Linked DNA regions of Homo sapiens: region 1 is linked to region 2. A link is a loop called in an ENCODE intact Hi-C map of the cell type or tissue named here. Cell type or tissue: A673. All regions are shown on one strand. Links, peaks and the distances in the headings refer to the core of each region. The heading gives the core; the rest is flanking DNA.

The links. Peaks named below come from ENCODE experiments on the same cell type or tissue, not always from the same donor. Only the 100,000 strongest peaks of a DNase experiment are listed, where the experiment ranks them.
Region 1: a loop joins it to region 2, with 9 times the contacts of the local background. A loop is called at or near these places in 6 of 110 quality-filtered maps.

The regions. Positions count from the first base shown.
Region 1 is chr13:73,801,830-73,813,425 of GRCh38, reverse strand. It overlaps KLF12 (KLF transcription factor 12), which reads left to right. Exons shown (of 8, transcript NM_001400136.1): 5 at 139-274. Among named protein-coding and RNA genes, the nearest start is that of LINC00393, 150 kb to the right of the region's middle. In A673, for the core only: no CTCF peak of the experiment used is centred there; DNase peaks (open chromatin) are centred at 7,645, 7,895 and 9,165; H3K27ac peaks cover 6,310 bases.
Region 2 is chr13:73,750,400-73,762,323 of GRCh38, reverse strand. The region is part of intron 6 of KLF12 (KLF transcription factor 12); the gene reads left to right. Among named protein-coding and RNA genes, the nearest start is that of LINC00393, 94 kb to the right of the region's middle. In A673, for the core only: a CTCF peak has its summit at 7,440 (motif pointing left); a DNase peak (open chromatin) is centred at 7,423; H3K27ac peaks cover 2,757 bases.

The DNA of each region.
Region 1 (11,596 bases), core at 3,597-11,596, 51 kb before region 2:
CTTTCACTGATTCCTGTGATGTCTAGAGAATTCCATTTGCATGATATGCACAGAAGTTCCATACTTGATGTTGGTCCAGGACAAGGTTAACTTTCTGCGCACTGATTTTAATTCATTATATATGCCTTTTCTCTCCAGCACAAATGGACCCCCGAGGCCTATCTCCCAGACAAAGTAAAAGTGACAGTGATGATGATGACCTGCCAAATGTGACCTTAGATAGCGTTAATGAAACTGGATCTACGGCCCTTTCCATAGCCAGAGCAGTACAAGAGTAAGTATCACATTCACAGGATGAATTAAGAATTGCCAAGGTGTTCAATGGATAATGGAAACTGCAGCATCTCCTGTCCCCCAGCCATGTCATTCTAGCTGTGAACTGGCACGAATGTCAGCAGCTTTTCATTCAGCTGAATGCTCTTTGGGAGATTAGGGCAGAGAATGGAGTGTTTTAATGAGTTGGAAATTCATGCTTTGATGAGATATAAGACCTATGTGCATCTTTTCTAATACCTCCTGCACCCTTCTCCTGAACTCTGCAAAAAAAAAAAAATTGTTATTTTTGAATGTCACTATTTGATTATCATCATCATTATTATTACACAAAGTCAAGGGAAATATGGCAAAGTATTGTTATCTTGTTTTGATAGGAAATTACAGAATAGCTTTTTGGAAGATTTAAATTTGGAAAATAATATGTTCATCCTTTGAAAAGTAGTACTCATATGTTATTTTTAAATGAATCTTTTCTCTGTCCTTTTACCTGGACCGCAGGGTTAGATTTCAGCCCTCGTTTATTGAAAATAGCTGCTTTTCTATCAGTCAACCTTGTACCTAGAATTGAACCTAAATGATTGAAAAAAAAAATCCATGTTTTTTTTTGTAGAATAATTTTTTCAGCTTTATTGAGGTCTAATTGACACATTAAACTTTATATACTTAAAGTATATGTGCTGATTTAACATACATGTACATAGTGAAATGTTTACCACAATTAAGTTAATTAATACATTCCTCACCTTACATAGTTTTTTTTTTTGTGAGAATGCATAAGTTCTACACTCCTAGAAAATTTCAGGTATACAGTACAGTATTATTAACTGTAGTCACCATGCTGTATATTAGGTCCTAAGAATTTCTTCTTCTTCTATCTGCAAATTTGTACCCTTTGACCAGTATCTCCTCTTTTCTCTGACACCCCAGCCTCTGGCAGCCACCATTCCTCTCTGTTCCTATGAATTCAACTTTTTAAAAAATCTTCCACATATAAGTAGTGTCATACAATATGTGTCTTCTAGAGTAATTTTTAGTAACATAATCTTGAAGATGAGGAGGGTTTAAATAGCCACTGTTATTGCTGACATACTTGTTAATGAACAGTTCACTCAAAATTATCTTAGTTACCTTTACCTCTGTTATATCCATTTATTTTCCCCAAATGTTGATTAAATACCTACTTTGTTTTATTCATTAGGCTTTGAAATTAAAAAACAAAGAAAAGAGAGCCTTGGTATTGCATTTCAGAATTCACAGCATAAGTGTATGTCTGTGCGTATATAAAATGAATAATATATCTATGTTATAGAGATAATTTGTATTATATGTTGATATTGTATATGAATATACATATAATACATCAGAGAAAACAAGATATAATTGATCTAAAATGAAGTGTGGAGTCAGATCTGGATACAAATTTCCATGCAAGCTCTTAATAGCCGTGTGACTTCTGGCAAGTTATTTAATCACTCTGAGGTGAGAAGAAAATCAGAATAGTTATCTGACAGGACTATTGAGAAGGTTTTGATACAGCTACGAGGTGTGAAAAGTAAGTCACAAAGTTTTGGCATATAGAAAGCTTCAATTATTGGTGGAATTAGTATTATAGTAGTAATTAGTAATAATAGTACTAATAGTAATAGTACTAGTGCAGTAGTTTAAGTTTATAACCACGAGGAAATATAAATACAGCAAGAGTCATTATTCTGATTTTATAAATGAAGATACTGAGGATCAGAGGTTGATGACTTTTCCAGTCACATAATAAATGGTAACAAGACAAAGTTTAGAACTTTGAGCTCCAAAAACATCTTTTTCTAGCCTATAAATCTGTTATCAGTAGTATTATCCTGCTTGAGCACTTATAAAAACATTGTTTGCACGCCTGTAATCCTAGCACTTTGGGAGACCAAGGTGGGCTGATCATGATGTCAGGAGTTCAAGGCCAGCCTGGCCAACATAGTGAAACCCCATCTCTACTAAAAATACAAAAATTAGCTGGGCGTGGTGGTGGGTGCCTGTAATCCCAGTTACTCGGGAGGCTGAGGCAGGAGAATCACTTGAACCCAGTAGGGAGAGGTTGCAGTGAGCTGAGATCACATCACTGTACTCCAGCCTGGGCAACAGAGTGAGACTCCTAAAAAAAAAAAAAAAAAAAAAAAAAGAAAGAAAAATTAAAAAAATAAACATTGTTTATCTCTTACTTGTGTATCTCTAACTTAGTTTCTCCAAAGCAAATGTTAACTTGAGCCAGCATAGACACTGAATCCAAGAGATTGCTGAGATCTTCCTAATCCCTGACTCACCACGGTCAGCACAGTGATTCTGATTTTGTGTGAGCTAAATCCTAAAATTGAGGAGTCTGTGTTCTCATCTGTATATTTAGACTAAATGATGATAAGTTTCAATTCTGAGATGAATACATTCCATAGACATTTTAATCACATTGTTTTCCTGCATCATTCTAATGTGTATTTAATTTGTGTGTGTGTGTGTGTGTCTTTATAAATATATGCATTTCTTTTAAATTAAACTTTAAAGTTTGGAACTGTAGTGACTAAAATCTAAAGTATGCTTACAGCCGGGCGTGGTGGCTCACACCTGTAATCCCAGCACTTTGGGAGGCTGAGGTGGGTGGATCAAAAGGTCAGGAGATCAAGAGCATCCTGGCCTAAATAAACAAATAAATAAAATAAAATAAAGTAAAATAAAAAAAGTATGCTTACTCCATTTGGGGCTTGTATAGCAAATAATTATATTGACTTCTTAAACATAACTATTTTTGTGCTTTTAATACGTGCATATTATGTATTAGTATATTTTAATGTGTAACTGTTTAATAGAAACCTCAGGAACTGGAGCTTAATTTTCAACATAACCTTTCTGATTTGCTTTTTTTTTTGAGATGGCGTCTCGCTCTGTCACCCATGCTGGAGTGCAGTGGCACCATCTCAGATCACTACAACCTCTGCTTCCCAGGTTCAAGTGATTCTCCTGCCTCAGCCTCCCTAGTAGCTAGGATTAAAGGTGCCTGCCACCATGCCCAGCTAATTTTTGTATTTTTTGTAGAGACAGAGTTTCACCATGTTGGCCAGTTGGTCTCGAACTCCTCACCTTAAGTGATCCGCCTGCCTTGGCCTCCCAAAGTGCTGAGAGTACAGGTGTGAGCCACCGCGCCCAGCCTACACCTTTTCAAGTCACAGGATTTTATGTAATAGTGCAAATGCCTGTCTTTATTATTATTACAAAAGTTGCATGTGTATCATGGGAGATGCCAGATTCATTACATGTCAGTGTTTTCATTAAACGATTTAGTTAAGAATACACTGAGCTAACAACTGGGAAGCCCTAGAATGCCAGGACCCATCAATAGTTAATGAGTCATCATTCAAGACTGAATGTGCATGTGTAAACACTGGGAAGTGTGCAATGAAACAAAAAGAATGTTCTGCAGAGACCTCTTAAATGTAGATATATAGATCTTTGAAAACTAATAGTAATATATTAAAATTTTATTCTGAAATAAGTATATAATTGTTATAGAATTTTTAAAATTCTATACATAGATCAAATGACAGAAGTGGTGAGAGAAGTCAATAAATCTTAAAATTTTATTAAATATAAAAATTTTAAAAATTCTGTACATAGGTTTAGTCAAAGTTAACTTTCAGTGTGCACAATTGCGAACTTCTCTTTCTGCTTTTCTGTTAGTTTATCCTTTATTAATTAATGGATATGACTATTTCACCATTAATTTCTCTTTCTTCTTTTTCTGTTTGTCTTTCCGTATCTTGATGACTTCTGTAAACTTAAAGGCTGTCAACAACAAAAAAAACCCCAAACATTTCATTGTAATATGATCAATAAACTTAATGTATTAAATAACAAAAGGATAAAATGTCAGATTAGCATGTAAAAAAATGAAAACATTTCAAAGGACCTCTGTGGATCTCTCTGTTTCCTGTACTTGAAGAACTTTTCTAAGAGAGTTAGGTTGAGAAGGATGGCTGCAGGTAGGGAGGTGATAAAATCAGAAGTTTTCTATATATTACAGGCAACACATTTTAGAAACCCTGGTCAACTAATTCACATTTGTCTTTACAATTAAAGATCAAAGGAGCCATGGTCTAAAAAGGATTCAGACATTTGCCTCTTATTTCCTTGGCCACCAGTAGAGTGTCAGGGAAGGGAAGGGGGAAAATGAGAAAGGAAAGGGATATGAAGGAAGACTGACACCAGAGAGGGTGAAATTGCCTTGCCCTGGGCCAGCCTTTCTGCTGTAGGCCTCTGACAAGATGCTAAACCACAGGTAAATATCTCTAACTGAAGCTCTTCTTGTCTCCTTCCCCATTCTTGCTCATAGTCTTGCCTCATGCAATAACTGTTCAAGTTTGGATTTTTAATTTGGTGCCTTACTTTGTTGACATTAGTATATTTATATAGCGTGAACATTCCTGAGCTAGTAAATTATTTGTCCTAAATGTCTGGTGCTATGTATTTTGCTGGTTTTTAAAATGAACTTTAAAAAATGTTCCTTTTGATTTCATATGCAGAAATTGTTAACCAAGATACATCTACCCACCCCACCCACCACTGCAAATATTCAAATATGCCTGCATTCAAATTAAAAAGACCGCTGCTTAGTGGCTACAACAGCAATCTGAATCGACCTCTGTTTACATAGATTTATGTAATGAGTCTACTAAACTGTGTGCTTGAACTGATCGTTTCAACCATTTTCATTAATTAACTTGACTCTCATTTATCCACTCAGGATCAGTAAATTTAGATAAATTGGAAGAAGCAGCCACCAAGAGACCCACAGTCGGGCTCTGCGTTTTTTCTATTTCAATTGTAATAGATACTGTCCAAGTCAAAAATCACGTATTCAGTGATTCTGACAAAGACAATTTCCTGCAGTTTTTAGAACATCTGTTTTGTTTTGGTCTTGATCCCCCACCCCCTTGATGATAAAACAGGGTCATTACCCTTAACAACTTGACAAACATAGTTATGAAATAAGTGTTTGGAGAAAGAGAGGTAAAGGCACATGATAAGAGCAAATGATTATAATTAACTCTAATCCTAGACAAAATAATGATGTCTTTTCAATAGGTGAAGTTTAGCTTTGTTATCTAAAGCCTCTAATTTTTGCACCCCCTTTCCTTCTTTCTCATTCCAAACATTCATAATGCTCATTTATTAATGCAAGTAGAAGAATCAAGTTCCACCAAACTCGACCTAATAACATCTGAAAGGGAGCACTCCCTGGAGGAATTTCTGTTTTACTAGGAACAAGCTAAAGGATGTGGATATAATTCAGTAAAACTGAAGAGAGGAAGAGTGGGGTGAAAGGTGGAGGAAAAGATACAAGATGCTAAGGAGATATGCTTGTTTTCCAGAATTAGTCCTTTCAGAACTAATGAATTACATGTTACTGTTTAACTTACTCCATAGCTTAGTAGTAGTCTACTCTCTCTGATTTTGATTATAATGCTCAGTTGATAGTGTTAGTAATCAGGGATGTTAGCATCCCTGATAACTGCACCTATGAAAAGGATATTCTTTTTAAATGGTTCATTGTCAATTACATTTAAGCTAATTAAAGCACTTCACTGTCGTTCTCTGCCTGTTTTTATTATTATATGGCTTATATGAAGTGCTCATCGTCTTAAAGAAAAACAACTAGTGAATTTCTGGAAATGTATAGTCTTATCTTTGGTACTTTTTTACATAAATGCTCTTTAAAAGAGCAGATATGGTAGCAAGTTAGATACCCTATTGCTTCCTCAGACTTCTCTTATTGCTATTTTGAATGTTATGATTTTTTTTTTTTTTAGATGGAATTTCACTCTTGTCACCCAGGCTGTAGTGCAATGGCACGATCTCGGCTCACTGCAACCTCCACCTCCTGGGTTCAAGCGATTCTCCTGCCTCAGCATCCTAAGTAGCTGGGATTAACAAGCATAAGCCACCACGCCCAGCTAATTTTTGTATTTTTAGTAGAGACGGGGTTTTACCATGTTGGCCAGGCTAGTCTCGAACTCCTGGCCTCAGGTGATCCACCCACCTCGGCCTTCCAAAGCGTTGGGATTTACAGGTGTGAGCCACCGTGCCCGGCCATAATTCTTAATTTAGAAAACTGTATTTAACAGTCAAAGAAAGTTAGAATCTAAGGGTTTTTTTTTGTTATTTATTTTTCTTGTTTTAAACTCCTTGCACCCCTCCTGTTTTTGTTAATCTCCTCATGTATGATGGTGTTAAGGTCTTTTAAATCACACTAGAGAATAGTAGAAGAGATGAGTAATAAAGGGAAAACAAGAACTGTTACTAAGAGGCAACTTTTTGGCAGATTCTATGAAAACTCATGTAATTTTCATTTAATTTGCCCCATGATACTGTCTGTATCCTACAGATAAAGAAGCGGAGGCCTGGAGAGGTTTATTCTCTCCCCAGAGGTCTCAGAAGTTTTCTTTTCTTTCTTTTTTTTTTTTTTTGTTTGTTTTTTTGCAAGTTCATATTCAATCCCAAGGTTGTCTGACTGCAAACCTACATTCCTTTATGAAGGGGAAGCTCCCTTCCTCTGTTTTCATGTTGTGGCTTTAAAATCTCTAAAGCAGCTGGGTGCTGTGGTGCACACCTGTATTTCCAGCTACTCGAGGCTGAGACAGGAGAATCAATTGAGCCCAGGAGTTCAAGACCAGCCTATGCAACATAGTGGGACCTCTCCTCAAAAAAAGAAGAAAAGTTGGGCACGGTGGCTCACGCCTGTATTCCCAGCACTTTGGGAGGCCGAGGCGGGTGGATCTGAGGTCAGGAGTTTGAAACCAGCCTGGCCAACGTGGTGAAATCCCATCTCTACTAAATATAGAAAAATTAGCCGAGCGTGGTGGCAGGTGCCTGTAATCCCAGCAACTCAGGGGGCTGAGGCAGAATTGCTTGGACCCGGGAGGCGGAGGTTTCAGTGAGCCAACATCATGCACTCCAGCCTGGGCAACAAGAGTGAGACTTTATCTCAAAAAAAAAAAAAGAAAGAAAAAAAAAACTGGCAGGGCACAGTGGGTGACACCTGTAATCCCAACATTTTGAGAGGCCGAGGCAGTGTATCACTTGAGATCAGTAGTTGAAGACCAGCCTTCCTCTGGTGAAACCTCATCTCTACAAAAATATGAAAATTAGTTGGGCTTGGTGGTGGGCACCTGTAATCCCGGCTGCCTGGGAGGCCAAGGCACAAGAATCACTTGAACCCAGGAGGTGGAGGTTGCAGTGAGCCAAGATCGTGCCCCTGCACTCCAGCCTGAGCGACAGAGCAAGACTCCATCTCAAAAAGAAGAAAAAAAACTTTATGCCTCAGCTATATTAAATTAGCAGAATTTTTTAGCTTTGGACTCCAATACGCATAAAACTTGTGTGAAACAATTGCAATCTTTTCCCCTTCCTTCCTTCCTTCCTTCCTTCCTTCCTTCCTTCCTTCCTTCCTTCCTTCCTTCCTTCCTCCCTCCCTCCCTCCCTCCCTCCCTCCCTCCCTCCCTCCCTTCCTTCTGACAGTGCCTCTGTTGCCCAGGTTAGAGTGCAGTGGCATGATCTCAGATCACTGCAACCTCTTGGGCTCAAGCATTTCTCCCACCTTAGACTTCAAGTAGCTGAGACTACAAGTGTGTGCCGTGAGGCCAGCTAATTTTTGTATATTTAGTAGACAGAATTTTGCCATATTGCTCAGGCTGATGTTGAACTCCTGGGCTCAAGTGACCCCCCTGCCTCGGTGTCCCAAAATGTTGGGATTGTAGGCATGAGCCACCACATCCAGCATTAATTTTAAAACTTCTAATCTTCAAATCCATTGTTATTTTAATATAATTTGGTTTAGGGAGAAATAATTATATTAAATACATTCTCTGATACATAAAAAAAATTCAGCTGTTAATCTCAACATTACATTGAAATGTAAATAAATAAGATGTAAAATAGTAGAGTGTTTTTGGATAAACTTTACTATTACTAATATTCAAAGAAAATCTTGGGAAAAAGTTGTCTGAGAGTTAAAAGGGCACTGAGTCAACTTATTTTGCACCCTTTGATGGAAAAACTTGAGAATGTTTGGGCCATGTCTCTTCTCTGCTGACAAGAATTAAGTCAGCTGCATTGATTGTGTTCTGAGAAAAAGCCCAAGAAAGCTCATGTATTTGGTTTCTAATTTCAGTGTTAAATTATTTCAATTTTGCTCTTAGATGCTTCCCATAATCCTGGCACATTAAAAGATGCTTCGTTTTTATTTAACAAGACTAGTAGGTTTGGGACACCTTTAAATCCTCACTTCAGAGACTACCAAAGAAATATTCTTTGACTCAGATATTTAGGTGGAAGTCAGCTCTCTGTTAGTGACTAAATATCATGCCTGTTGTGGTGCTGCTGATGGGCAAATCAGGGAGCCATTCATTCTTGCCAGGGGAGATAAATGCTGTTAGATTGCTCTTTTTTGAAGGAGGTCAGAAAAAGCTTTGATTGACTGTGAATGACTGTAGATAAAACCTAAAGTATATGCTTTGCCATTATCAGCCCACCAGCCTTCTAAGCTTCAAAAAATTAAAAATAGTGATCCCTTAGTAACTCAGTCTGTGGGTATTTAGGAGCCAGATGGAGACCATATGCCCATACATATTCCTTTTTATCTGCTGTGGTGGGACAGTGATGGTCCCTCTTCAATTAAAAAAAAAAGTATAATGAAGTTTGGCTGATTATTTAATACTTGAATTGTTTCATGAATTGCCAACATTAAGTCATATATTCTTTCAAAGAGTGATTAATTCATTTATTCAACTCCTTGTTACATGCTGGAGATACAGAATGAATGACTCATAGTTCTGACCCTGAGGAGCTCAGAGTCAAACTTTATGGGATGAACTAAAGTCTAATGGGATAAAAACATTAAGTGCTACCATGAGAACAGAGAGGATGACATGTAACTCCGAGTGGAACAGGTAAGAGCATTGGCATGTGGAAGAGTGTATAAGGTCATAATGACTGGTGCACAAGTGAGTGAGGAGGTGAGATGGGAGATGCAGCTGCTTGGAGAGGTAGGTCAGGATTGGATCAGGAAGGATGAGTTTATTCTTTAGACAATATGAACCCAACCCACCAGTGGGTTTTAAGTGGAAATGGTATGATCAACTTCATGTCCTACAGATATTCGTCTTAAGGAAACTGGGTATGGTTATACAGATTGAGGACTGTACACCCCAAAGTGTGCCATTTACATCATCATGGATATGACTAGTGTTACTTAGGTGTCCACAACCTCCACAATTGGGCACAGGAATTTATGGTACAAAGTGTGTGTGTGTGTGTGTGTGTGTGTGTGTGTGTGTGTGTGTGTGACTCTGCAGTATGTTGTGCTGCTCAGAGGACAGATAACATGTCCTAGCCTTCTTTGTGTCTCCAGAGCTAGCACTGTATCCATCAGACACTGGTTTTAAACACTAGAAAAGCATTGGATAAAATAGACAAAAATCACTGATCTCGTGGTGCTTAATATTCTAGTGGAGGGGGTGGGAGGAGAGAGACAATAAGCATATGATTCTATAATAAGCATATGATTCTTCTGTCCCTGGAGAAGGTAAGTGCTGTGGTGGTGAAGCAAGAAGGATGTGGGGACTGGGCAGTGTGGAAGGTGGTAGGCAGGGTTTACTATTTCATGTGAGGTGTTTGGGGAAGAACTCTGGTAAGATTACATTTTAGGAGACTTGAAAGGGTAGGAGGTCAAACCACATGGACAGCTAAAGGAAGAGCATTCCAGGCAGAAGGAATAACAAGTGCAGAGGCCCTGAGGCAGGGGCTTCTCGCAAAGAGTAAATGAACAATTTCACTGACCAACTGAAGAAGATTCATTATAATTCCTTAAAACTTACAGAAGAAACTGAACTTCATAGAGGCCAACTGAATAGTCTAGCATCAAATCCCTAGGGAGAAGTCAGAACTGAATCTCTTTATCTACTCATGCTTTCTCTTGCTGTTATAAAAATTCTGTTTTTCTAAGGGAATCTGTAAATACTTGTCTAACCAAAAACAAACAAACAAAAAACCATGCAGAGCAAATTTTTCTTTCAAAACCTTTGTCTGCTTTGTACTTCTTTTAGGCATAGGTTCTTGAAATCTAGTTATATACATATATAGGTATTTGTTCTGTTTAATTGTTTACCAAAAATGATAAAATGTCCATATTAGTGTACATGTTACTATTGGTTATCATACCAATTTGTGTTTGAATCAGTTTATTCTTTCAAAGTGAGTTTTATCCTGGTACATACCTGTATATCCCATGGAATATTATGGAGCCATAAAAAAGAATGAAATTGTGTCTGCTGCAGCAACGTGGATGCAGCTGGAGGCCATTATCCTAAGCCAATTAACCCAGGAACAGAAAACCAAATACCACATGTTCTCACTTATAAGTGGGTGCTACATAGTGGGTACTCATGGACATAAAGATGGCAACAGTAGACACTGGGAACTACTAGAGGGGGAGGGAGGGCAAGGGTTGGAAAATTAACTCTTGGGTACTATGCTTAGTACTTGGGTGACGATGGGATCAATTGTACCCCAAACCTCAGCATCACACAGTATACCCAGGTAACAAATCTGCACATTGTTGCCCCTAAATCTGAAATAAAGATTGAAATTATAAAAATAAGATAATAAAAATTAAAACTAAAAGGTGATTTTTTGAAGAACATCTTATTTTTCTCTTCAGTAATGTATTAAATAAATATCTCCTGATGAGTCAAAAATAACTATTACACTGGAAAGTTTTAATATATGACTAATATCTTCTAGCAGCCATTAAGTACTTTTTTCCCTAAAAATTGATGCAACTTTAGTTCCAAGTGACAATTTATCCTGATAATTTTTTGTGCATGAATCTTCTTGATCATTAAAAGATGTGTATGAAAGCTACTACACAGATGTTGCTATTTTGAAAGTGATTTCTGTCTCCATTTCTATGGTTGACATTTTATACTCTACGCATAATGCTAAACAATCAATTTGACAGACACCCCCCAACTAAATCGAATGTCTTCTGATATAGGTATAAACAGACTTTTTTTTTTAAGCCTACCTAACAACTTGGAAACTATTGGGTTAAGTGTTGATTTATTGTTTAAACGGCCATGCCTCATTCTAATGTGAATTTATTACCTCTTGGTCATCAATTTAAAAAGTAGAACAAACTTTTGAAAACTAAAGGTTTTGTTTTTACTTTTGTTTTTTAAGTAGGGGATTCCAAAATTACACCATGGATAGAACTGATGAGCCACTTACA
Region 2 (11,924 bases), core at 3,925-11,924:
GGCCTTGTTCATCTGGGAACATTTCCTCTGGAGCTGAAGAAAAAGAATATCTGTATAAGGCAAACAAAATCCACTGGAATTGAAAGTGTGGTAATATTGTACATACCCAGGGAGGAAACGAGAGTGCCAGGGCCTAAGAGGCCCAACGACATATGTTGGAGTGGATTCAGGCTTGCTATAACTGCCTGCTAACTCCAAGGGATTAAAGAATGGCAATAAGAACTTCTTGCGGGTATATTAGCACCCCAATAACAAATACCAGATCATTGTACAACTCATTTAGTATTGAATTAATTAAAGGTAGCAAGCCAGGCCAGACATAAACTCTGTTCATCAGAAAGTTTGTCCCCTCAGTACCACCATGCACTAGGAACATTTACTGATTTGAAGATTGATGAAGCCTTTGGGGTTTGGTCGTGTGAATTTCATTCTCTATTTCATCAGACCGCTCCTCTTTACCTTCACCCTTGTCCCTAAATGGAAGTGAGCATGCCTTCCTTTCTCCAGTGACTGTGGTAGGGAAGTAAAAACCTCTTTTCCTTCTACCCATCTTAGGTTTATTGGCTGGGGCCCTGTAAATTAAACTGACAAAAGACAGATTAACAAAGAAAAATGAGCAGAAGTTTATTAACATGTGTATTTACATACACACATGGGCATGAGTAACCCAGAGGGGTGGTTAGAGCTTGGACCTTTAGAGCATCTTAGCAACAACAACAACAAAAAGACAGTTTTTTAGAGAAGTGAAAAAGACAGAGGAAAAGGATTTTGAGCTTCAAGGGCGTGCAATTGTAGGAAGGTAAATAAGCGGGAGAAACTAATGGGAAATAAGGGATAATGAGATGTGTTGTGCAGATTCCTCTGATGCCATCTCTGGGTTGATACAGGAGAGTTGTCTCCAGTGATTAAGAATTGCCTTGCCCTTCCTGGTAGAAAGAAGGAGAGCAGAGACTTTTTCTTGTGTCTCCTCCTTTTTCATTGCCTGTAGCTCATAATAATTCTTAGGCTGAAGTGGCAAATTTTGAAGTGGCATATTCTACTACCCTTCACATTATAAACCATTTTTAGAATATTTGCCACTCTTTCTTGCATACAGTAATGCCAGAAAAAATCTATTTTTCTGCATTTGAGCCAAATGTGGAAAATTCTTATTAGAGAGTTGAATGTGAAGATAGACTTTTATTCTTGGCAGATCTTTTTAATTGAAATGATTATATCCTAATATCAGACCCACAGGAGAGCAGCTGTTTCCAGGTCATATTCAGCTGTTTTATTCCTAAAGATATAACAGAAATCTTTAAGCTACATTTTGGTGTGTCTGTGTAGGCTGGCATAGGACAGGGTGGTGTTTAGTGGGAAATATCTGTGAACCAATTATTGCAGTTGACTTAAGGCTCCAGAAATTTCCAGAATCCATGTTCATATTCTAAAGACGTGCACATTTATGTATGCTCCATCTTTAGATTTTCACTTTCTTTTTTCCTCTCCACTTCTTGCTCTATCCTGCTCCATTTTTAAGGTTTTAAAGGACTTGGGCATGTGTCGTTGCTTGATAATGGTGGCGGTAGTGATTGTGCTGTGTACCTAAAACCAGTATCAAGGGCTGTTGTGTAACAGTGGTAGTGGGAGTCACATAATACAAACTTTATGGGCTATTTGTATGATAACATAGGAAATACAGCGTTATTAATAGTAATCATTGGCCAAATGTGGTGGCTCACACCTGTGATCCCAGCACTTTGGGAGGCTGAAGCTGAAGAATTGCCTGAGCCCAGGAGTTTAAGACCAGCTGGGCAACATAGTGAGACGCCAGCTCACTATTTTTTATTTCCTTTTAAAATTAGCCAGGCGTGATGGTATGCACCTGTAGTCCTAGCTACTCAGGAGGCTGAAGCAGGAGCCTTGAGCCCAGGAATTCAAGGCTACAGTGAGGTATGATTGTGCCACCTCATTCCAGCCTGGGCAACAGAGCAAGACTCTGTGAAAAAACTATATATGTAGGAATTGTCATTAGTAAAATAGAAGTAATTTTGTAGTTTTCTCTAACCAATTGGATGCTGCCACTACCAGTCTCTATTATTATTTATTTATTACTAATGTGCCTAAGATTTTATGTAGCTATATACACAAAAAGTCTCCAGTGTTAATGAGGTCTCTATGCAAATTATGATGCATTCCGGGTGTGAATCATTTTTCACATTTGGGTGTGAAAAAGTTCTGTGTCACAAATTTTTGTGGAGGGCAGGAAGAGCCTTTTCACACTTCAATGTTTTAGTGTGGATGTATGGTGCTACAGTGAACTTAAATATTTATATTCATGCAGTTGCAAATGTTAGACATGACTTCATGGAATCTTTTTGAGGGATATAACTTGGAGAGTTTTGTCATAAAAATGAGAACATTCTTTCTTGCTTAAACCTTTTTCCTTAACAGAGGAAGGCACTGAAGTTGTAGATATTGGAAATCTCTCAGAAATCTAATGTAGAACAGTCTTTTGAGGAGGGACAGAGCATTTCCAAATTACCAACTTCAAGGCTATAAAGGAAATGCAAGCATCATCAAGCGCAGTTCAACCTCCTTACCTTACAAATGGAGGCCCCCAGACAAAAACGTTACATGCCAAACCTAGGCATAAATCCAAGCCTCTCTGTGCCTGTTCATCCAGGCCTCTGCATGCGTATCCAGTAGTCTTTCCATGACGTGGCAGTTGTCCACCTGTGCAGAGAGCAAGAGAAATGTGAATGTTTAATTCATTACAAGCTAAGCAGAAGGCTTTTGCCTGGGAAATTCCCATTAGATTGATGGGATGGGAGAGCAAGGAGAAATAGGAGAAGCTTAATGAAGACGTTGCTCCTCACACCAGTATGTGGCACTTACTCCCTGCCAAAATGTTTACTCATCATCTTACAGATCCTTGCATGCTCATTATTTATAGATAATATTGATTTTTTAATTTTAATTACTAGAGTATTTCACTGCCTTGCTTCTTGACTTACAGAGCAAAAATTATATTATGCATGGACTTTAATATGTGGAAATTCCAGTTCCAAGAATGCAAAGCCTTCATGGTCTTTTTAAGCCATGCGTGTTGGCAAATAAGTCACAGAAGGTTACCTTTAGGTTTGGTTTGGAAGCATGCTGTCTCCAAAGTTTGATAGGAGATTTGGAAAATGGGCCATAGTTGATGTCATCGTTAACCTGCTTGCAAGTTCTCTGTATATGTGCTGAATTACAATAAAAAGAAGTGCCTGCAGGGTGGTGTTACATTTTAAATCCCTCCAAATTCTCATCTTTTCTTGGCTATAATGCAGTATCACCTATTAATTTCTTTAATGACTTTACCTCCTCAAATTTAGCTTGGGGACAGTTACTTACACTTCAGACTTATGTTCTGTCTTCCAAAGTGACCGTATGAAAGAACTTTGGCCTAATTTTCTTAACTTCTCTATCACCCAGAATTTCAGCAAGAGAGATTCATGATAAAAGTAGTTTCTATATTCCTGCTGGTATCAGCTGATTTTGTCTCTAGTATTTCTTTAGTAACAGTAAAGATGATATAAGGGAAAAAAATTAAAGTAGATAATTTTCTGTAATTATTTCCCTAATTATAGGAGAATTAAGGCTGTAAGATCATGCTGAGGCCATAAAGGTAACCACTTCTGAGACATTTTCATATTAAAAACCCAGGAATAGTTTATCAACCTGCGGCTCAGAACCATATTAATATTGTACTGGAAACCTAACATGTGAACCCATAAGACATGTCATTGTACTCTTTGTTGATTCCTGGTATCTTCCCAACACTGTACCCAGGTGTGGTGCTATCATGTAATAAAACATCTCCGTCATACTAACTAATTACAGCATGAACAGGCAATATTGTTAACAATTCCAAACAACTTTGTAATTCTGGGGTTTGTAGTCTATTGTTGTCTATTTTTGTTCTTACAGTGGTTTTATACAGCAGAGGAAATTTAAAATTCACACAGTCTGAAATCATGATTTACTCTAGCAAAGCTGCTTAAACTACTGCTTCTTATAGGGGTTTAAATTGTATGATGTGGGTTATTCTCCATCCCAAACCTCTTCCTTTTAAAGTTGTCCAGATGTAGAACTTTAAAATAGCTGGGTGCAGTAGACCGGTTCCTGTAATCCCAGAGACTTGAGAGACTGAGGCAGGAGGATCCCTTGAGCCCAGGAGTTCAAGACCAGCCCAGGCAACATAGCAAGACCAACCCCTGTCTCTAAAAAAAAGAAAAATTAAAACTCAAAGCAATGGTCATGTCATAATGAAACATGAAGAAGGGAATGTGGGGAGTCATAAATGACTGATACAGAAAAAAAGACTGTGTCTCAATATGAAAAAATATATGTATCTGTGATAGAACCAGTACCAACCATGTTTAATTAACATATCAACTTAAAATGAAGAAGGATTTTATTTCATATATATAGAAAGAAGCCACATCCTTTCTTCATCTTTCATAGTATTTTTCAGTGGATATATTTGGGCTGAAAAAATTGGCTATCAATTATAATCCATGGCTGTCTTCTAAATATGCATTTGAAAGAATAATGACTAAAATTGGAACCCAATCAAAAATCTGAATGTGTTCATGCATTTGCTGGAAATACTGCTCAGGATAATAAATCTTAAGGGGTTCCCTGCAGGAATGCTCCATGTGCCAGCAGTTTTGTTCTGGTTTTCATCTGCTGGTCACATTTGCAATGTCATCTTTCTAGCTACAGAGATTTCTCCGTATACACATGGACAGTGAACTAGCAATTTTAAAATCAAACATATTCTTACCTCAATATAATTTTTCTCAGTTGACCACCAGATCTTCATAAAGTTTCTTAGTAATTTCCCTGAAACTAGCTATTTATTACATTTCTTGGCATAGTACAAGATTTGCCTAAGGTAAGACCAGTATCCTAATAATACATTTCTTTAAATTAGTTTTAAGAGAGCAATAGATAGCGTGCAACGTATTTATAAAAAAGATTTAAACCAACTCAGAATCACACAGGTTTTGTCACAGCTGTTTTACATAAGCCCTCAGCTAACTAATAGCTAAGGGGCTGAGGACCCTGCTGAAATCCACTGTCTACTTGTGGCTGTTATCTCTGTCTAAATATTCATTTAGTTTAGTCCCTTTTATCAGATGAAGTTCTTTTTTTGTGTAAATTTATGAGATACAAGTGTAATTTTGTTACATGCATAGGATTGTGTAGGTGAAGTCAGGGCTTTTAGAGTATCCATCACCCAAATAATGTATGCTGTATAGATGGGGTTCTTTTGTTGGAAGTAATGGAAACTAACTGAATATGGCTGCCTTAAGCAAAAGGTGATTTTTCAGGACATAAGGTAGGTTATATGGAGACAAAAGTAAAGAAGAGGATCTGGGCCTCAGGAAACACAGGAGCCAGGACAGCACCCAGGGTCCAGGGAGCAAGATTTAATCAGCAGGTACAGGCCTGGGAGGGGTCAGCTCTAGTTCCTCTGTGTCACCTCCTCAATAATCACAATAGAGGAAGCTAGAGTATGATTGGTCCTGGGTTAGGTGCCCAGCCCTTGGTTACAATCCTACAAAGATGAGATGAGGTGGGAGTAGTTTCCCAAAGGAAAAGTGTTAGTACCAAAAAATGATGGGAAAGACTACTCTTTATAAATTAGAACCATCAATTTGCCCTACCTTTAAATTACCTGAAAGCTCTCGTAAGGGTAGTAGCTTTTCCATGACAAGCTTTAACGCTTTCCATAAGGTCGTAATGCCTTACGTTTTAGAAAGTGAAAGCACTCTATCATTAGTTACTAGGTCCTTTCTCCTTGGTCTTACTCTTAGTTATCGAGTAGCCAAAATGTATGAAGGATGTTCAGTCAAAATAGACAGCATTCTCCTTGAAACCTAAGAGTGTTGATCTTAATCACTTTGAACCTTCATTTCTCTAAAACCCTACTTGGCATCACATATTTAAAAATGCAGCCTTTAAAACCAAACATACGTAGTTATTGCGATATCACATATACGATAGGCAGAAAACAGAGGAACTGCCTATGAAATGCATAAAGCTTTGATCTACAAGCTGGGTTCTGGTATAAATTTCTCACTTATGCTAAATTAGTCTTTATGGCTCTTTAAGATAAATAATATTTATATTTATCTTAAATCAATAAATAAATGATATCTGACCCAGACTATTCAAATTAGGTCTTGAAAGAATCCCCAAGAGGTAAGACTCTTCATAGCATCACCTTGAAAGAAAGTGCTTCACAGTTTGCAATTGCAAAAATATGCAACCAGCCCAAATGCCCATCAGTCAACAAGCGGATAAAGAAAATGTGGTGTATATATACAGTATGGAAGGCTGCTCAGCCATAAAAAGGAATGAAACAATAGCATTTGCAGCAATCTGAATGTAAAAGGAGACCATTATTCTAAGTGAAGTAACTCAGGAATGGAAAACCAAACATCGTATGTTCTCACTCATAAGTGGCAGCTAAGCTATGAGGACGCAAAAGCATAAGAATCATAGAATGGACTTTGGGGACTTGGGGGAAAGGGTTGGGGGGGTGGTGAGGGTACAGTGTACACTGCTCAGGTGATGGGTGCACCAAAATCTCAGAAATCACCACCAAATAACTTATTTATGTAGCCAAACACTACCTGTTCTCCAAAAACCCATTGAAATAAAAAAAAAAAGAGAGAAAGTGCTTTGTCAACCCTAAGTATTAGCCCACAATCAAATTTCAACTTTATGTAAAAGGAATCTCTTACTACCACCTAGGACATTCATTGACATGCCCAGCATTGGGTAAACAAGGCTATAATTTCCTTCAGGTCTCTCGAGCCTTTCCTAAACCTAACAGTTGAGAATTCTGAGCTAGAGGGTATATTTAGGTAGGACTGCAGTTCAATACATTACATAAATATGTACTTGTATGTTACCATGTTTTTGTGATTCTTTAAATCTTCTCTTCCATCCTGTAATGTATTTGGAACACCCTCATAAATGGATATATCATAGGATTAAATTGATATTTTTGTAAAATAGAAATCTCTCCAATTCCATCTCTTTTTCCATTCCTGTACTCATTGCCTTTTTTCCTCAGAGGTCTGAAAAGAAAAAGAAACGCTGCTTTTCTGAGAGTTTGCAGTTTATAGGTATGGAGAAAGAAAAGGGTATACCTATTATTTTTCGCTTTAGATCTGAATTATATTGTACTCTTTGAAGAACCTTGTAGCTTAACTGAAGAATGGACTGATTTCTTACAGTGAAAGTGACTTACAGTAATCTTCCCCAAACTGCACAGTCCATAAGGCATTTATTTGTGAAAGACAAGGAAGTATGGAATTGTATTAAAGGTAGGAGACAAAGGCTAAAGGCAACCATGTGAAGAACAGAGGAAAGTTGCTGCCACCTAGAGGTAAAAGTTGGTAAATTTTGAGAATGTGCTGTGAATACTCAAAAATTCTTGAGTAGACATTGATGTAATGTAATCCTAAACTGAAATGCAGCCAAGTGACTTAGTTTCTGCCTCTAGGTGAGACGAGATTTATTCCATCTCCCTTCACTCCCCATTAGTAGTGTCTCCATATTCCTCATGAGATTTTGGTGACCTGGGTGGGTTTTTGCATTTTTTGCCAGCAGTAGCCTTGTTACTGGTCATAATAACTTAAGTTATTGAAAGTCTTCATCCTGTACAATATAATCTCAGTTATTTGGAAGTCATCATTACCATGGCTAATAGAGAATGTGTTTTCCGCAGTCTTGGCTATCTTTTTTCAAATATACTCTCAGAAGCACCACTAAACTACAGATCTCATCAAATTGTGTGGCTGATGCTCTTTTCCTTTCTCCCAGGAGAGGGCCAGCAGCAGGAGAGGCCTGCGTGATGAGAGGCAAGGGTCCCGGGCACACCAGTCAGAGGAAAGGACCCTGGGACTCTCCTAAGTTATGCCAAGACCTAAAAACAAACGTAGCAGCACCAGTCTCCAGAACAATATGCAATTGAGCCTGTTTTCATTTTGAGTGTTAGGAATTGATTAGATGTAGCCCTAACATTTTAAAAAATTGTCAGAGCATTTTTTTAAATGGAAAGAAGCCTGGGTAGCAAGAAATTTGGTGCTGCCACATTTGGCTTGCTACTCTCTCTTTTCAGGACACCCATATTGCACAACCCCAGGGGGCACTATTCACATCGTATTCTATGTGAAGGGTACCTCCAGGAGCATTAAAGGAAAACATATTGGCATAGAAAGGTGAGAAAATATGAAGAGAATATGTGTGTGAGTTTCCATGTCTGCCTCTCTCTCCTCTCCTGAGTGGGAGGCTTGATTGAATGCTATTGATGATGGCTTTCAAGGAGAAAAGGGCTCCAAAAAAATACAAGAAGATCCAAGCAACACCTTTTAGAAAGGGAGGATCGCAATCAGAGTGTTCCTTGTCTATCTTACACCCTTCTGCTTCCTTAGAATGCATTAGTCGAGCCCCTTCTCTGCCTAGCTTCCATGTGGGCCTTTACTTGCTTGTCTTCTTTATTTTCTCCTAGCCTGTATTTAATTTTAATCCTTAATTTAAGTATTTAAGTTCTATGTCACTTACAAACCTGATCATCTTTTGAAATTGCCAGAGATTGACTTTTTTTTTTTTTTTACACTTGGTAGCATTATCACTTTTCCAGAATATTTGTGTTCATTCATCTGTTCCCTCTTCAGTAAAATTATTGTGCCTGCAATGATCCAGCCACTTTCTGTGCTCTAGGGGCACAGTATTTAATAAGACAAATGCGGCCCCCACTTCTTACCATGTAGTGGAGCAAGAGTGACAACTGGCTAGCATCTGGTAGTGATAAGTGCCTTGATGAAAATGTAATGAGGATATGATTGGAGATGACTAGAAAGCAATCCAAGGGGTTTGGCCAGAAAATGCCTCTTGAAAGGAGGTGACTTGGCATCTGGGAGCTGAATGACAGGAAGGAACCATCTGGGTGAGGGTCTGGGCACATTATTCCAGGTGCTAGAAACAGCTCACACAAAGGCCTTCAGATGGGAACAAACATGGACATTCAAGGAACGAAAAGTGAATGAGGGGAAGCGTGAAACAACCTCAGCTCAGAGAGGTCGGTGGGAGCAGAAACATGTAGTCCGCAGTCTGGGTGGGACGGGGACCGCGGATGACTTTGAGCAGGAGAGTGAAGTGGTGGAGTCTTATGTTTCAGGCTTAGTCTGGCAGCTTGTTGGAGAAAGGGCTGTAAGAGTGTGGAAGGAGGCTGGGCATGGTGGCTCACACCTGTAATCCCAGCACTTTGGGAGGCCAAGGCGGGTCGATCACAAGGTCAGGAGTAAGAGACCAGCCTGGTCAATACAGTGAAACCCCATCTCTACTAAAAAATACAAAAATTAGCCAGTACTAATTTTTGTATTTTTTACAAAAAAATACATAATGATGGTGGCGGGCACCTGTAATCCCAGCTACCTAGGAGGCTGAGGCAGGAGAATTGCTTGAACCCGGGAGGCAGAGGTTACAGTGAGCTGAGATCGTGCCACACCTGGGTGACAGAGCAAGACTCTGTGTCAAAAAAAAAAAAATATATATGTGGAAGGGAGCAGGGGAATGAGTGAGGAAGCCAAGGCTGTGGCTGAGGAGAAAGACATGCTAGCCACGACTAGAATGGTATCCACAGAAGGAGAGAAGTGGATGCAACTAGGATGCGTTCTGAAAACTGTAAACAGCAGTTGCTTATGGAAGGAAATGAAGAGAAGAATCAAGGATGACACCTAGTTTTAGTGTGAGCAACTGGTGGTTGTGGTTGGGAATTTAGAGCAGAAGGCAAGTCCGTAGATGTAAAGGTAGGTGCCATTGGCATATAAATGATAGTTACCACAGGGTGCATGTGTGTGGTGTGGGTGTGTCTATTTGATGTTAAGGGACAGAACAGTTCTTGAGATGAAGAAAATCCGAAGGTAAAAATGCCTGCAAACCATTAACTAAAGGCTGTAAAAATGTACAGTGGATGAGCCACAAATATTAATAGGTGGCTGGGCATGATGGCTCATGCCTGTAATCCCAACACTTTGGGAGGCCAATGCAGATGGATCTCTTGAGCTCAGGAGTTCAAGACCAGCCTGGCCAGCATGACAAAACCCCATCTCTACAAAAAATACAAAAATTAGCTGAGTGCAGTGGCATTTGCCTGCACTCCCAGCTACTTAGGAGGCCGAGGCAGGAGAATCACTTGAACCCAGGAGGCAGAGTTTGCAGTGAGCACTCCAGCCTGGGCAACAGAGTGACACTCTGTCTCAAAAAGTAAAAAATAAAAAATAAAATAAATCCATAGGTAAACTGGACAGAAGCTGTATGAATGTATCTAAGGCTGCCTGTGTGTGTCCTCAGGGTACAAAGGACCCTGTAAGTTTCAGCCAATTTCTTCACCCCACGTGCACATGCTGTCAGCAGCCCATTGTAAAATGATGCCACTTACCCCCAGTAGATGTCCAGCCCCGGACTGCTCTGTGAGATATCTGACTTCAACTGAATAAATACGTCTTAATATATGAGGGCCCATTTTCCCAAAACACCAAGTACCCTGATGTCTTTCTTCCACAAGAAGACTTTAGCATTGGAAGAGCCATTTATTCTATCTGTTCATATTCCCTAACCTCAGTCTTCTCATTCCTCGTCTACAAAATCACCCAAGCTAGAAACCTCATGGTAACTCCAACTCTGTCATAACCCACATTTATTTGATCAAATGAGTCCAGCATTCCTCCTCCTAAATATTGCTTGGCAGTGTTGGCTCTTCCTCACCCCACATGCCCTCATCATCTCTTGCCTGAAACATTACCCTAAGCTCCGAACAGGTCTGTTTAGATTCCATCTTACACCAGTCAGAATGGCTATTATTAAAAAGTCAACAGATGTTGGCAAGGATGCAGAGAAAAAGGAACACCTATACACTGTTGGTGGGAATGTAAATTAATACAGCCTCTATGGAAAACAGTACGAACATTTCTCAAAGAGCTAAAAATATAACTACCATTTGATCCAGGGGTCTCATTAATGGGTATCTACCCAAAGGAAAAGAAATCATTATATCAAAAAGATACCTGCACTCATTTGTTTATCACAGCACTATTCACAATAGTAAAGTCATGGAATCAACCTAAGTGTCTATCAGCGGATGATTGGATAAAGAAAATGTATCACATATACACCATGGAATTCTAGATTCACTTCTTTCTACTCCTCCTCTGAATCCAATCATTGCCATGCCTACAGTGATTATTATAAAATGCAAATGGGATTGCTCCTGTCTTTACAACTCTGTGGTAGTGTGCCATGATTTAGAAGTCCAAAGCCCTTAACACTACGTATGAGGCCCTTTGCATCACATAACTCTTTCCATCTCACTTCTCACAAATTGTTTCCATCTTCCCGTGGACCCTAAATTTCAGCCACACTGAACTTGTTACATTTCCCAAAACAGCTTGATCACCAAGGAAACTAATTCTCAAAAACTCAGTTTAAAAATGTTCTTCTGCATCAGGAAAAAAATAGCTAATGCATTCTGGGCGTAATACCTAGGTGATGGGTTGATAGGTGCAGCTAATCACCATGGTACACATTTACCTATGTAACAAACCTGCATGTCCTGCACATGTACCCCAGAACTTAAAATTAAATTGAAAAATGCTTTTCTGTGAAGACTTCCCTGCAGTCCCCCCACCCATCAGCCTCTTCTTCCTCTCTGATCCAATGCCACCATATGGAGCATAGCATCACTTTTATCATGATTTACTGTATTTGTTGGCCCGTGTGTAATGTTCTTTCCACCTTCTCCTCAAGCCTGAGGCCCTCCAGTATGAAGGCTGTCCTTGCCTGGCTCCAAGCACAGCACATGTGGCAGCAGGTTCAAGGCA